3 separate regions of the Mus musculus genome follow, and all the other regions are linked to region 3. Evidence: chromatin contacts called from ENCODE Hi-C or POLR2A ChIA-PET data. All regions are on one chromosome and are shown on one strand. The core of a region is the stretch at or near the end of the contact, and the rest is flanking DNA. Distances in the headings are between cores, read along the strand shown. Region 1 has its middle 19 kb from the start of Nsd1. Region 2 holds the start of Zfp346 (zinc finger protein 346). Region 3 holds the start of Fgfr4 (fibroblast growth factor receptor 4).

Region 1 (4,453 bases), core at 317-2,816, 38 kb after region 3:
TGAACCGGGTACATTGCCAAATGATAGGACATGACTCCTTAGTTACGTAGATTCCTTGATAGGACATGACTCCTTAGTTACGTAGATTCCTCTGACAGAACCCCTTGTCCTTTGGCAGAACTCCCTAGTGATGTAAACTTGTACTTTCCCTGCCCAGTTCTCCCCCTTTGAGTTTTACTATATAAGCCTGTGAAAAATTCTGGCTGACCGTCGAGACTCCTCTACCCTGTGCTAAGGTGTATGAGTTTCGACCCCAGAGCTCTGTGTGCTTCCATGTTGCTGCTTTATTTCGACCCCAGAGCTCTGGTCTGTGTGCTTTCATGTTGCTGCCTTATTAAATCTTGCCTTCTACATTTTATGTATGGTCTCAGTGTCTTCTTGGGTACGCGGCTGTCCCGGGACTTGAGTGTCTGAGTGAGGGTCTTCCCTCGAGGGTCTTTCACAGGCACACCAGAAGAGGGCGTCAGATCCCATTACAGATGGTTGTGAGCCACCATGTGGTTGCTGGGATTTGAACTCAGAACCTCTGGAAGAGCAGTCAGTGAGTGCTCTTACCTGCTGAGCCATCACACCAGCACCCCCCAACCCCAAAGGATTCTTTATCATGTATTTACTACACTCACTGTGCTTTTTACAAGAGGCCAAAATATTCAAGCAACTAACATGCCCCGTAAATATGTATTTAGATATATGAAACAGGAACACAGCTTTAACTGAGGATGGCTCCCAGGACCCAGAGCATGCTAGATGAGCGCTACAGAGCTGAACTACACACCCAGTCCCCAATACTTACTTACTAAATGTATGGCTTACATTGAACCTGTAGCCGTGAAACATACATTCAGGCAAATCTGGGATAGAGTGAGCTCAGGCGTTGCTCCTCCGTGGTTTAGGAGGAGCAAAAGTAGATGAGGACCCCACCCCCACCCCCAGGAAAAGGACACGCTGCGTCTGGCTGTCTGGGAGAGCACAGAAGTGTCGAAGGGAGGTCACGGTGGGGAAAGTGAAGGCAGGCCAATTTCATGGAAACATCACCTAAGAAGGGATCAGAAGAAGCCAGGAAGCTCTGGAAACCCCACAGTTTTTATAGTCAGTGTGGCTGGAAGTGAAACAAAGGTTCACAAAGGCCAGCAGATTCACCACAGTAGCACTATCAGAGATCTGGAGCCAGATTACAGCGGGGACAAAGGCCGCCTTGAGGGAAGGGCAGGAGACAGGAAAAGAGGCTGGGCCTGGAGCCGGTTTAAAAAAAAAAAGGGTGGGGTGGAGATTGCGGGAGAAAAGAAAGAGGAGTAAGAGTTGGTACTCTAGCGGAGCAAGAGGCACAAAAACTCAAGGAAGCACGAGGTCGGACAGGAGGAGCCCAGGATCCTCCACTCGGAGCGTTGCTATCAGGGAGTGGCAAATCCAGATAGATTGATGGGCACAGCGACAGCCGGATCCGGGGCGAACTGGTCTGGACAAGAATTGGCAGTCTCTTCCCGACTCCGCCCAGTTTGCAAAGCTCACCTTTTTCCCAAGGCTCTTCATCCCGCACCAACGTCATGGCCTTGGCTGGGGTGGCCGCCGATTGGCCTGTGGCAGCCATGTGACAAAGACGAGTCTTAGCCACCCTCCCCCGAATGCAGTCCCACGTGTGGCCGCTGCGGCCGCGTGGTGTTGTCTGCAGCTTTATCGCGGGTTTGCAGGACGCCCTGCCGGGGAGCTGAGGCTTAGCCTCCCCCGGTCCTGTCCCGCTGACTGGAAGAAGCGTCCCCAAACCTGGTGCCAGGACACTGTGTCCTTTTGCTGAGTCTTACGTGGTTGTCAGTTATGATCCCACCTCTTCACGGATCCAAGGCTGTGAGTGTCTTAAACTGTATTGCGGTACCTCAGGCCTGTAACACCATTGAAAGGATCGTGAACTCAAGACCAGCATTGACCAGACAGTGTGGAGACAGCTCAGCACCAGCATTGATTACACAGGATGGAGACTCTTTAAAAAGAGACGGAAGCGGGGATAAGGAGGGAGGAAAAAGAGAGGGAGAAAAGGTAGTATTTTATATTTTTGGGGTGTGTGGGGGTGGGGACTAGTTCAGCTGCTAAGGGGAGAGCATAAAGTCCTGGGTTCTAGCTGTAGAACCCACCTAAAGAGCTTAGTGATGGCCAGTAATACAGAGTTGGGGTGCTGGCTGTCATTGAGCCCAGGTCCAAGGTGAATGGCCCTGAGGAAAGACTTGGGAGTACTCTGGCCTGCACGAACACGCATAATAAAAATATAAAATAGAAAGAAATCAAAAGGTGGGGTTTTTTGTTTGTTTGTTTGTTTTTGTTTTTTTTTTGTTTGTTTGTTTTTGGTAAGTAGTGTTTTAGGTCTCAGGGTGTGGCTAGGAGCCTACCAGTTATGATTGCCAGCAGTATAAAAAGTAAATAAATAGCATTTTAGAGACTTGGAAGCCAGCACATCTAGCTGAAATGAACTGTCCACCATGTGGCCCAGGGCAGATCTTCAGTTTGATTGATCCTCAGATTCCCTATCTATGAAAGAGGATTACCCAGAGCTCCTAAGATGGCTCAGTGGACTAAGGCACTTGCTGCCAATCCTGTGACCTGAATTCACTCCCATATAGTAGAAAGAAGGATCAACTTGTGCATGTCTTCCGACTTCTACAAAGACACAAGCCTGCCCACAAAACCACCGCACTCACATCCACCCATAAAATACATTCATATAGGGGTTTTGTTTTGTTTTGTTTTGTTTTTTGAGACAGGGTTTCACTGTGTAGCCTGGCTGTTCTGGAACTCACTCTGTAGACCAGGCTGGCCTTGAACTCAGAAATTCTGCCTCCCGAGTGCTGGGATTAAATACATGCGCCACCATGCCCGGCCATATAGGGTTTTAAAAGCCAGGGGACTGGAGTGAAGGCTCAGAGGTTAAGAATGCTTGTTCTAGAGGGTGGGGGTTGGGTGTGTGTGCTCAAGTTTGATCCCAGCACTCAGGAGGCAGAGGCTGGTGGATCAATGTGAGTTCGAGGCCAGCCTGGTCTACAGAGTGAGTTCCAGGACAGCCAGGGCTACACAGAGAAACCCTGTCTTGAATCGCCCCTCACTCTCTTGCACCCTCCCCCTGGTTACTGCTCTATCATAAGCATCAGTCAGGGTGGTCACACAAACCTGTAACCCGAGCTGCAAAGCATCTGATAGGGATCGGCACACATATGCACTCACACATACCTAAGTAATGAAAATCTTTTTTTTTTTTTTTTTTTTTTTTTGGTTTTTCGAGACAGGGTTTCTCTGTATAGCCCTGGCTGTCCTGGAACTCACTCTGTAGACCAGGCTGGCCTCGAACTCAGAAATCTGCCTGCCTCTGCCTCCGGAGTGCTGGGATTAAAGACGTGCGCCACCACACCCGGCTAGTAATGAAAATCTTAAACACACACACACACACACAGGTTCTTACTCCCTCGTGTTGGAAATCTCTTGTATGTGTATGTGGGTACTCATCAGAGTTTCCCAGCCAGAGGTAGATGCTGGGGTATCTTCTTCTATCACATACCAATTTTACCTTCTGAGACACTGTTACTCAGTTACCCCGGACCTTGCTGTTTTAGCAAGGCTGGCTGGTCCGGGAGTCCCCAGATTTTGCTTGTCTCTGTCTTTGCTTGGCTGGATTGGCAGCAGCTGCTGGGCCACCTCTCTAACTCTTGCAATTCTTGGTTGTTTGTTCGGGTTTTATTTATTTGTTTTACTTGTTTTGTTTTGTTTTGTTTTGAGACAGAGTTTCTCTGTGTTCTCTGGCGTGGCTGTCCTGGGACTTGTTCTGTAGACTGGCTCTGCTTCCTGAGTGCTGGGATTAGAGGCCTGAGCTGCCACCACCCCATTTAAATCTTTATTTTTCATTTGCATGTATCGACAAAGTAGGAGCAAACGTGTCATGTTGATTTTGGTGATTGTTGAATGCCCAGCACTGTAGACCCTGGGACAAACACAACTGGGCTGAGGAAGATCCCACTGTGGACCAGCAATATGGCCTAGCAGGGAAAGGTACTTGGTGACAATCCTGCTGTCTTAGTCACTGTTCTATTGTTAGGAAGAGACACCATGACTAAAGCAAGTGTTATTAAAAAAAAAAAAAAAAGACTTAGAAGCTTGCTTATAGTGTCAGAGGATTAGCTTCTTATCATGGCAGGAAGCAGGGTGGCACAAAGGCTGAGAGCTTACATCCTGGTCTACAGGTCAGGTTGGCAGGGAGAGAGAGGGAGAGGGAGAGGGAGAGGGAGAGAGATACTGAGGACTGAACCCTGACGCAGTCTTTTAAAACCTCAAAACCCACTGCCAGTGACACACCTACTCCAACAAGGCCAGCCCCCCTCATCCTTCCCAAACAGTTTTACTAACTGACCAGGAAGCATACAAATACATGAGCCTATGCAGGCCATTCTCAAACTACCACACCTAACAATCTGCACTA
Region 2 (4,716 bases), core at 1,292-3,791, 48 kb before region 3:
AGTAAAGTTTATCTTTTTTTTTTTTTTTTTTTTTTTTTTGCAAATCAATCTGTGCCCAGAAATCTCTCTCTCCCACAGGCTCACACTTGGTTCCTAACTGTTTTGTTTGGTGTGTTTATTTATTTATTTATTTGGTTTTTTGAGACAGGATTTCTTTGTATAGCCCTGGCTGACCTGGTACTCACTCTATAGATCCGGCTGGCCTCGAACTCAGAAATCCACCTGCCTCTGCCTCCCAAGTGCTGGGATTAAAGGCGAGCGACACCATGCCTGGCCTCTCTAGCTGGTTTTGCTGTTGGGAGAAGTAGTGGAAACTTTAGTGGGTAGAGTCTCTCTACAGGAAGTACAGCACTCTGGTGGGCTTTGAGAGTTTAGAGCTTGCCCCACACCAGTTCTCACTCTGCTTCTGCAAGCTGTTGTGGGTTGTGACATCTAAGTGATGTCTGATCTGGGGGACCACCTGCTGCCGTGCCTCCTTCCCACTATGAACTCTCGCTCTGGAACTGTAAGCCAAAATCAATGCTTCTTTCTGTATGTCATTCTTAGTCATGGCGCCTCCTTCTTCAGTTCTTTGGATAAGAGGCCTTGTCCCTACCCATGCAACCCCAACTGCTAGTGACACTTACATCATGTAAGAGCCCCAGGGATCAAACACTGGATGTCAGGCTTGGTAGCAAGCACCTTTACAGGCTGAGCCCTAGAGCCCTTTTCTGCTGTTACGAGTCAGTTTGTGTATCTCAGATTGGCCTTGAACTCCTGACCTTCCAACTCTATGTGCCAAGCTGTGGGGTGACTGGCCTATCCCACCAGCTCAGTCAGTTGTTTCTAGTTTCTTCCTCTAAGATGTCTTTAGGAAGATAAGCACTATCACTATAGCAACCTTGGCTTCTTGGATTATTTTGAAATTACCCAACTCTGAGTGAACAGGAAAAGCAAACTAGACCCCTGGGTCAGGGGCTTCTGTCACTCCAAGGTCGCCTCAATTTTCTGCCTTTTTACAGTGCCTCAAAGTGATACCTAAAGCTAGGCATGGCAGTACACACCTTTAGTCTTAGTTTCAGCACTTGGCAGGCAGAAGCAGGTAGATCTTTATGAGTTCAAGGCCAGTTGGGTCTACATAGTAAGTCCCAGGACAGCCAGGGCTACATAGGTCCTGTCTCAAAAATATAACAACAAATAATAATAACAATAACAGTAATAATAATAATAAAACTAATATTACAGCAATATAAGACCAGCAGTGCCCTATTTTACCTCATTATCATGTAAAACAGTGTTTTGTTTTGTTTCCTACCGTGTAAAATGGACCAAGATTCCATTTTACAAGCAGCCTGTGTCTCCACCTTGAGGGTAGAAGTAAACTGTATTCCTCAGTGGACCCAAACTCCTATTTGCTCGGCACCACTCATCGGCAGAGATTGATAAACGACTTATTCCTGAGAACAGAGGATGCTACCTCATAAACTTATTGGGAATGAACTGAGAACAAGCCCAAGAACTTATCAGATACTGCAGACCAAGGAGAAGCTCTAACTCTCTCATCCAGACCCCATAAAGTGAAGATGGCTCCCAACACTAGCCTCAAATACATCATGACAATCCTCCTGCCTCAGCCTCCAGAGTGATATAATTACAGGCAGGCACCACATCCAACCTTATTATTGTCTGGGTTTTTGTTTGTTTTGTGGGTGTGTTTTGTTTCGTTGAGAGATGATCTATTATTGGAGCAGAGGTTTGTCTTGAACTCCTGGTCGTCTTGCGTCCTCCAGAGTACTTTGACCACAGCCTTAACTATCTTTTTCTCGAACAATGTCTTTTTTTTCTCAAATGTGCATTTCTCTAACCTTAGTCTCCCAAATTTTGGAATAGCAAGTATGAGCCACCGTGCTCAGCCATTAGTAAGTGCTTCTTAGACAGGGTCTCAGGTAGCCCAGGCTGGCCTCAAGCTCCTAATCTTATATCCTCCACCTCCTGTGTATTGAGATGAAGAGCTGTACCATTATGTCTGCTTTAATAAGCTAAGTAAAACATTTCTAGAATCTGGGTCTTAGGTTCTCTTCCAAAGAAATGGGAGAAATTGCCGGGCATGGTGGTGCATGCCTTTGATCCCAGCACTCGGGAGGCAGAGGCAGGAGGATTTCTGAGTTCGAGGCCAGCCTGGTCTTCAGAGTGAGTTCCAGGACAGCCAGGGCTACACAGAGAAACCCTGTCTCGAAAAACCAAAAAGAAAAAAGAAAAGAAATGGGAGATAATTTTCCACATATAGAAAAAGGAAATGACAAGTGTCCGTCAGTGGCTCACCTTGAGCAAAACTGAGAGCCCTGAGCTAAGAAGTGATCAACATGAACCGTTTTTTTCCAATTCACTGGACTCCTAAGGCGCCAGAGGAACCAAAACAAAATGAGCCTCTGGGCCCCGCCTCCTCTGGGCCCCGCCCCCTCAGGGCCCCGCCCCAGCGGGACTCTGCAGAGCCCAAACTTCGCGAGAGTTGCTGGCCGGGTCAAATCCCCGCCCACCCACTGCTCGTGGTAGCAGGCCGCATGCGCAGCTTCTTAACGGCGCGTCTTGCCGGAAAGATGGAGTGTCCTGCGCCCGATGCTACGGATGCTGCGGACCCTGGAGAAGCCGGACCGTACAAGGGCTCCGAGGAGCCGGAGGGTCGGGAACCGGACGGAGTGCGCTTTGACCGCGAGAGGGCGCGTCGCCTGTGGGAAGCTGTGTCCGGTGCGCAGCCGGCGGGGAGGGAGGAAGGTGAGTCGGGGGCTCCGGGGTTGGCGGCTGGACCGAGGCGGGATGGGATGGCCCTGCCTCCTGTCACTCCCCTGGCGCCCGCCAGCCTCTGCACGACGTTCCGGAGCTGCGAGCTCGCTCTCGCGAAGGGTGCTGGACCTAGTAACTCGTTACCCTGCGGAATTTGTCCGTCCTCCTTTCCAGGGCGTTCACTTGCGAACAGTTTCCCCCCATTCTAGGTCTTGTCCTCTTAGACAGCGACAGGACTTTCCCAGCCTGACTCGTAGGCGAGCCAGCCCCCGTCCCTGTCTGTCTTTAATTCCACAACTCCACATTGCTTCTCTTTCCTCTCAAAGCCCTATGGTTCTGACAGATCCGAATAGCTTTATTTAATTTACTTCATTATTATTACATTTATTTTGCGACGCCTCTCACTGTTCCAACTCGTGGTGGACCTCCTGCCCTCATCCTTCCTAGTGAGAGGGAGGACCAACGTGAGCTCTGGAAGGTCTTCTTGAATCCCAGCTCCTGGGCTTGATGACTGCGTCCTGGTTTGCCATGTTTCTTCCTTGGTAGACTTGGCTGGCCTTGAACTTGCATGGGTCTCCCTGCCTCAGTGTGGGCATCGCTGGCTTGCACCACTATGTCCTTCAAAACCGTATTTCTGTGTCTGTTGCCAACAGCTTTTTCCACTGAGGAGGCCCAGGAGGCGGGGAAGCTTAGGTATTCATCTTGCCTCTGACTGCTTCATCTCACACTCGATGCAGAGTTGTGGAGAACAGTGTATACTCACTCAGGGTGCACTTCTGGGCAGAACCTTACCAGATGGCTCTGTTTGAACCAAAACTGGGTGGGTAACAAGGATACTAGAGGAGTGCAGGGCGAGCTGGCCTCTTTCTCTTTTCAGAGTCCCTTCCCGAGCTAGCTACTTAATACTAACCCAAATGTACAAGAACTGTTATCTGGGTTTCTGTGCTAACCTATCAGGTCCCTGCAGAGAAGTCTTTCCCTGGTTATTTTGCTTGCTGAGCAGACTAATCTTGGGAAGTTTAATGTGTTTGTGAACTGCTTGCCCTGGATAAAATTGGGATTTTTTTTTTTTTTTACCATATTAAAGGGAGATATATTTAAATTTTTAATATGTTTTTATTTTATGTGATGAGTGTTTTGCTTGCATGTATGTGTATATGAATGACAGGTACCCAAAGATATAAGAAGAAGGTATCATATCCCCCGAAACTCGAGGTACCATTATAAGCTACCATGTGGGTGTTGAGAACTGAACCCCTGGTTCTCTACAAAAGCAGTACATGGCCTTAACCACTGAACCATCTCTCTGACCCCAAGATACGTCGAATTTAAGTGTATGCATCCCCAATCTAATACTGTTAAGTCTGGCTCCTAATAAATGTATATGCCATTTCTGAGTCTCTACTTTTGTACTTTTAAACATTTTTTTGAGCCAGTTGTGGTAGCAGATACATGTCATTTTCAGCACTCAAGTGGTTGAGATAGGATCAAGAATTCAAGCCAGCTTCAGCTATATACTGAGTTTGAACCAGGCAGTTCTGGCACATGCGTTTAATCCCAGCACTTGGTTGAGTCTCTTAGTTCGAGGGCAGCCTGGTCTACAGAGACAGTTCCAGAACAGCCAGAGCTACACAAAGAAACTGTCTCAGGGAGGGAAAAAAAGTTTGAGAGAAGCATGGGATAAATAAGACTCTTGCCTCAAAAAAAATTGTAGTACAAAGTTGTCTCCTTGACCCAGATTTCCTTTCATGAATTTGACATTCCCAGGGCCAGCTGGACCTCAGAGCCTTAGGGATGAAGACGATGCTGTTCTTACTCTGGAGTAGCTTGCAGTCCGTCCTGGAGGCAAACACCAAAACAGTTGTATAACTTTCGTTTTTTAAATTTTACTTTTAATGATGGTTCTTAAATGTTTTAACCTCCCTTGTAACCCACCACCCACCAAAGGTAGTGGAA
Region 3 (4,799 bases), core at 1,430-3,929:
AAATACTTGCCAGTCAATTTACTGACTGACTGACTGACTGACTGACTGACTGAAAGATCCTGTGAGAGTGTGAAACCGTTCAGTCAAGAGATTTAGAGAGTATATGTTTGGAACGGGGGTGGGGGGGTGACAGTCTGAGGGCCTTGGGAACCTTGGAAGACAGTGGGGTTACAGGAAGTTCTTAGTTAATTAGCAAGGGCTCAGGATACACCTCAGGATTGGAATGAAATCTGTGTTGTAGGGTCTAGCTCCTGTTGTCAGCTCATCAAGGACCCCAAGAACTGAATTTAATAAGTGGAGTCCGTGGAGGACCGGGAGAAGAGAGGTCCTGGCATTCTGAGGTGAGCTCTCTGCAAAGCAGGTCCTCCAGCTAGACACCTCCTTCCTCCTGGACACTTTTGAGGGGCTAGACTGTTGACTGGTGGATCACGTGGATCATGCTAGACTTTTTTTTTCTCTCCCCGGACCCTGAGTGTATACATGCACGCATGTGTGTGTGTGTGTGTGTGCATGCATGTGTTTGGCACCCATATGGTGACTCACAACCATCCATAACTCTAGTTCCAGTGGATCCAAGATCTTCGGGTTTCCAAACCATCACTGCATGCAGTACGTGCACACAGCCATACGTGCACACAGAATAATGAAATTAAAGTGTAAATAAGGTTAAAAGTCAAGATATGAATAGAGGAAGGGAGAATTGGTTTAGAGCATGCTGTTTCTTCCAAGAGTCCACACTGATGGTTCATGGTAACACACGCAAGCACACTCATGCACACAATAGATTTTTTTTTTTTTTTTTTGGTTTTTCGACAGGGTTTCTCTGTATAGCCCTGGCTGTCCTGGAACTCACTTTGTAAACCAGGCTGGCCTCGAACTCAGAAATCTGCCTGACTCTGCCTCCCGAGTGCTGGGATTAAAGGCGTGTGCCACCATGCCCCACTGATTTTTTTTTTTTTTTTGAAGGAAAGGAAGCTGCTGCTTCCCAGGCAGGCTCTCATCCCTGAGTGATAGCTAGGAGCTCTGCAGATGGCCTGAGTTGAGCTTTTTTTTTTTCCAAAACGCTTCATAGAGGCAAACATCTTGGGACTTCAGGTGAAATTTGGCCTGGCTGACTTCATAGCTAAGCTACAGTCCATTCGATTGACAGAAGTGCTGGTAGATGAGATACACCTGAGCCAGGTGGGGGTGGAGCTCTCTGGAGGCACCTGCTGTGTGCCAGGCACTTGAGATACAAAAGTGAAGTCCACTGACTCAGTTCCTGGCTTCCGGGAGCTTAGTGGTCGGTCCCCAGCTGATTACATGAATAACAACTATGCAGTTACAGCCTGCCAAGTGCGAAGAAGAAAGAATGGCTGTTAGTGCTCACAGGTCAGATATGAACATGTGAATTCTCCTTCCAGCAAGTCTCTTCAGCAGCCTACTATCATTTACTGATTTGCTGAGGAGCAAACAAAGACAGAGACAAGGCTGATAGACAGTACTGAGATTCAGGGCTCATTCTTTTCTCCATCCTAACAAAGGGGACTTGGCAAATCCCCAGGGATGTCCTGGGGCCTTGAACGGAGACCAAAGTGCCAGACCAATAGAGAGCAGGTTAGACTAGGAACAGGGGATGGGTGAGCAAAGACCCAGGGATAGGATGGGGAGCAACACAGGAGGAGGAGGTCTGTACATGTGGACCAGACCACCATGTCATCACAACACTATCTATGTAAAAACCAGAGGAAGTATTCTTTTAAAGCATTATTTATTTTATGTATGTGAGTCCACTGTAGCTGCTCTCAGACACAGCAGAAGAAGGCATCGGATCCCATTACAGATGGTTGTGAGCCACCATGTGGTTGCTGGGAATTGAACTCAGGACCTCTGGAAGAGCAGTCAGGGCGGGGCAGTGGTGGCACACGCCTTTAATCCCAGCACTTGGGAAGCAGAGGCAGGCAAACTTCTGAGTTTAAGGCCAGCCTGGTCTACAAAGTGAGTTCCAGGACAGCCAGGGCTATACAGAGAAACCCTGTCTTGAAAAAACAAAAACAAAAACAAAAACCCCAAACAAACAAAAAGAAACAACAAAAAAACTTTTTAGAGTGAAAATTTAAACTTTTAAAAATAAAAGCACAACTTTTTACAAATTAAAGTTTAAAGTTTTTTCCTCTCTCTCTTTCTCTCTCTCTCTCTCTCCCTCCCTCCCCCCCCCCTCTTTTCCGAGACTGTGTTTCTCTGTATAGCTCTGGCTGTTCTAGAACTCACTCTGTAGACCAGGCTGGCCTCGAACTCAGAAACCCACCTGCCTCTGCCTCCCCAGTGCGCCGCCGCCACCCCGACCGACCGAGATATATTTTAAATATCCTCTGAAGGTCGCTCAGGCCAAGGAGAGGTCAGGTCTCTCTGATGTTCTGTGATTTCACGGAAAACCAGAGAGCCTGGTGAGTGCCAAATTGAGGAAGAGCAAAGGATAGAGCAAGGTAGCAAGTTAGACCTTGCAGGTTGGACGTGGGGCCCCGGAACGACTGAGACTGGGCGATCCAGTCCCAACGGGGAGCTCCCGCACTAGGGTACCGGGCTGACATTTGCCGGGTCTCGGACCACGCCTCTCAGATCAGAAGTGGTCCAGGAGGGGCGGAGTCCGAGGTGGGCGGGGCAGGAGGGGGCAGCCCCCCGCCACGCTGCAGTTGCAGGGACATTCCTGGCTCTTCGGCCCGGGGCGGAGGAGCTCCGGGCGGGTGAGTGTGCCAGCCCTGCCGGGATCGTGACCCGCGCGCGCGGGAGCCGGGCGGCGGAGGAGCCAGGTGAGCCGGGCCCCTGCGCCGGGAGCGGAGCCCTCTAGCTCTGGGCCAGTTGGGCCACACACCGTACTCCCGGCCGCCGTGGGGACAGCGGCCGTGGAGCTCCCGAGCTGCCCCCTCTGTCCCGGGGACCTTGGCGCCCGCGCGGCGGGAGTGGTTGGGTGGAGGGGGCGGTAAATCAGTAACCCGCAGCGCACACAGGGCCTTTTGTCCCCCTCCGTTCAAAGAGCACCCTGGTCACCGCTCTGGTTACTTATTGCCCACCGGGGCGGGGGCGATGGGCCAGCTGTCTATGCAACTCCGCACGGGGACCGCTGACGTGCACCTCCCTCCAAGAGCGACGGGGTGGGGGCATTAAAGTAAGAGCACTGTCGCCCCTGGCAAAAAAAAAAAAAGTAATGCTCGCAGTCGCTTGCACAGAGTACCTCATCGCGTGAGTGCAGGAGGGTGAACAACTTAGCGCTCTCTGATGACAGTCCCAAGTGCTAGCGATCCTAAGGGGCCAGCCTTGGTGACCAGACTAAGAATTCTGTGGTTGTGAGTTCAGGGTAACCTGTGAGTGGGAATAAAACCTCCCCGGACCTGTCCGCCCCAACCCAAGCTGGAGATGAAGCATGGCCCTCTCTGCTTTGCAGGGTGTGGTAGGAGTCTTTTGCAGATGGGCCGAGCAAACTAGGGGGTAGGGGACAGATCAAGGTTTTAAGGCAATAGAGGAACACGGAGGTACAGGCAAGGGAGCAAACATGTCGGCGTTTAGAATTTACTGAAGGGACAGACTGTGGGAGTTACAAGGTTGACACTGGCATTTAAAATGAAGCGTAGAAAAGCTGGGCCCAGCACATGGGCCTTGATGGGTAGTACTAGCCAGGCTGAGGCAGGAGCCTCACCATTTGTAGACCTGCTTGGTTTGCAGAGTGAGTTTCAATGCCAGTCTTCCTGGTCAACTTTAGTGAGAACTTGTCTCAAAATAATAGAAAAAGAAACAGGAGGGTCCTGCAGTTAACCCTTAGGGGCTTGTAATCTGGGTGACAGGGAGAAAAAACAAAATCAAAACAAAAAAACTAGTGGGCAGTGAAGAACCAAGGTTTGCCAAGATACCAAGCGAGAAATGACCATGACCTAGTCTCTGTGGGGCAGGGGAGCTGAGAGACATTGAGGTCAGTAGACTGATTAGGCCTGAGTCTTCCTCAGCAGTGGGCTGAGAAAAACCCTCGGCAGGGTTCCCAGTTTGGTAAAGTATGGAATGCATCTTCTAAGAATCATGCTGTTTTCTTCAACTGTCACTCACTAACATTGGCCTGATACGGAGATTAGCATGGCCCCTGTGCAAAGATGGCGCGCACACTCACAAGAGCAGGGCCCCAAAGAAAAAGAACACTGATCCAAAGATGCTGGTGACACCTGGCTGTTATCCAGGACTAGGTAACAGCCTGTGCGTCCCTGGGACTCCACTGGTTCCCTGGTCAAGTTAAGGCTTAGGTCTGAGTCTTCCTTTTGTGAAACAGATGCTCCACTACAGCATGTGGACAAGTCTGTGTATCAGACTTAAACTCCATATCAGAAGCAGAGACTGAGTCATGTCAGACAAACGGTGCCGGTGCACACTCAGTATGGGGACTGGGAGAATGTCTCACCGATGCCCTGTGTGTGCCATCCCTCCATATATGGTCCCTTTTTGTCCCTGAAGCAACCCTATGATGATAACAATTCAGAAAGGGACAAAGGTAGGTAGGTCTTGGCAGGAATCAGGATTTGAATTTGTCGCTACCAGACATGTAAAACCTGTGCCAATTACAGAGCCAGCTAGACAGGAAGCTCAATGGCAGAGGCTTTGCTTAGCATGCAAGGAGGTCCTGGGTTCAACCCACAACTCTGAAAAACAATAAACAAAGCCAAACAAGCTCCTACGCTGTCTAAGATGAAGCTGTGAGGGAACAAACCACCAGAAGTGTCCTCAGGATGCTTGTCCGGCTCGGAACGAGGAAGAATGTCCTTGATTTGGACTGCGCCTCG

What was found. A loop is a pair of places that touch in the nucleus more often than their neighbours do. ChIA-PET counts read pairs that join two places held with the same protein, here RNA polymerase II (POLR2A).
Region 1: POLR2A ChIA-PET joins it to region 3 with 14 read pairs in embryonic stem cell. The contact joins the enhancer-like site here to the promoter of Fgfr4 in region 3. POLR2A ChIA-PET finds 5 or more read pairs at or near these places in 5 of 5 experiments (Patski and embryonic stem cell).
Region 2: a loop to region 3 is called in a map of mouse trophoblast stem cell, with 1.8 times the contacts of the local background. The contact joins the promoter of Zfp346 here to the promoter of Fgfr4 in region 3. A Hi-C loop is called at or near these places in 4 of 37 maps with a recorded cell type or tissue (gastrocnemius and mouse trophoblast stem cell). POLR2A ChIA-PET finds 5 or more read pairs at or near these places in 3 of 5 experiments (all embryonic stem cell).

What each region holds. Positions count from the first base shown.
Region 1 is chr13:55,188,799-55,193,251 of GRCm38, forward strand. No RefSeq gene overlaps it. Among named protein-coding and RNA genes, the nearest start is that of Nsd1, 19 kb to the right of the region's middle. Within about 2 kb of position 1,567, at least 3 of the 3 ENCODE cell types and tissues checked have a DNase peak (open chromatin) inside an H3K27ac peak, as active enhancers do.
Region 2 is chr13:55,102,768-55,107,483 of GRCm38, forward strand. Zfp346 (zinc finger protein 346) reads left to right here and starts at 2,542. Exons shown (of 7, transcript NM_012017.2): 1 at 2,542-2,751. The coding sequence starts at 2,577.
Region 3 is chr13:55,150,139-55,154,937 of GRCm38, forward strand. Fgfr4 (fibroblast growth factor receptor 4) reads left to right here and starts at 2,680. Exons shown (of 18, transcript NM_008011.2): 1 at 2,680-2,789.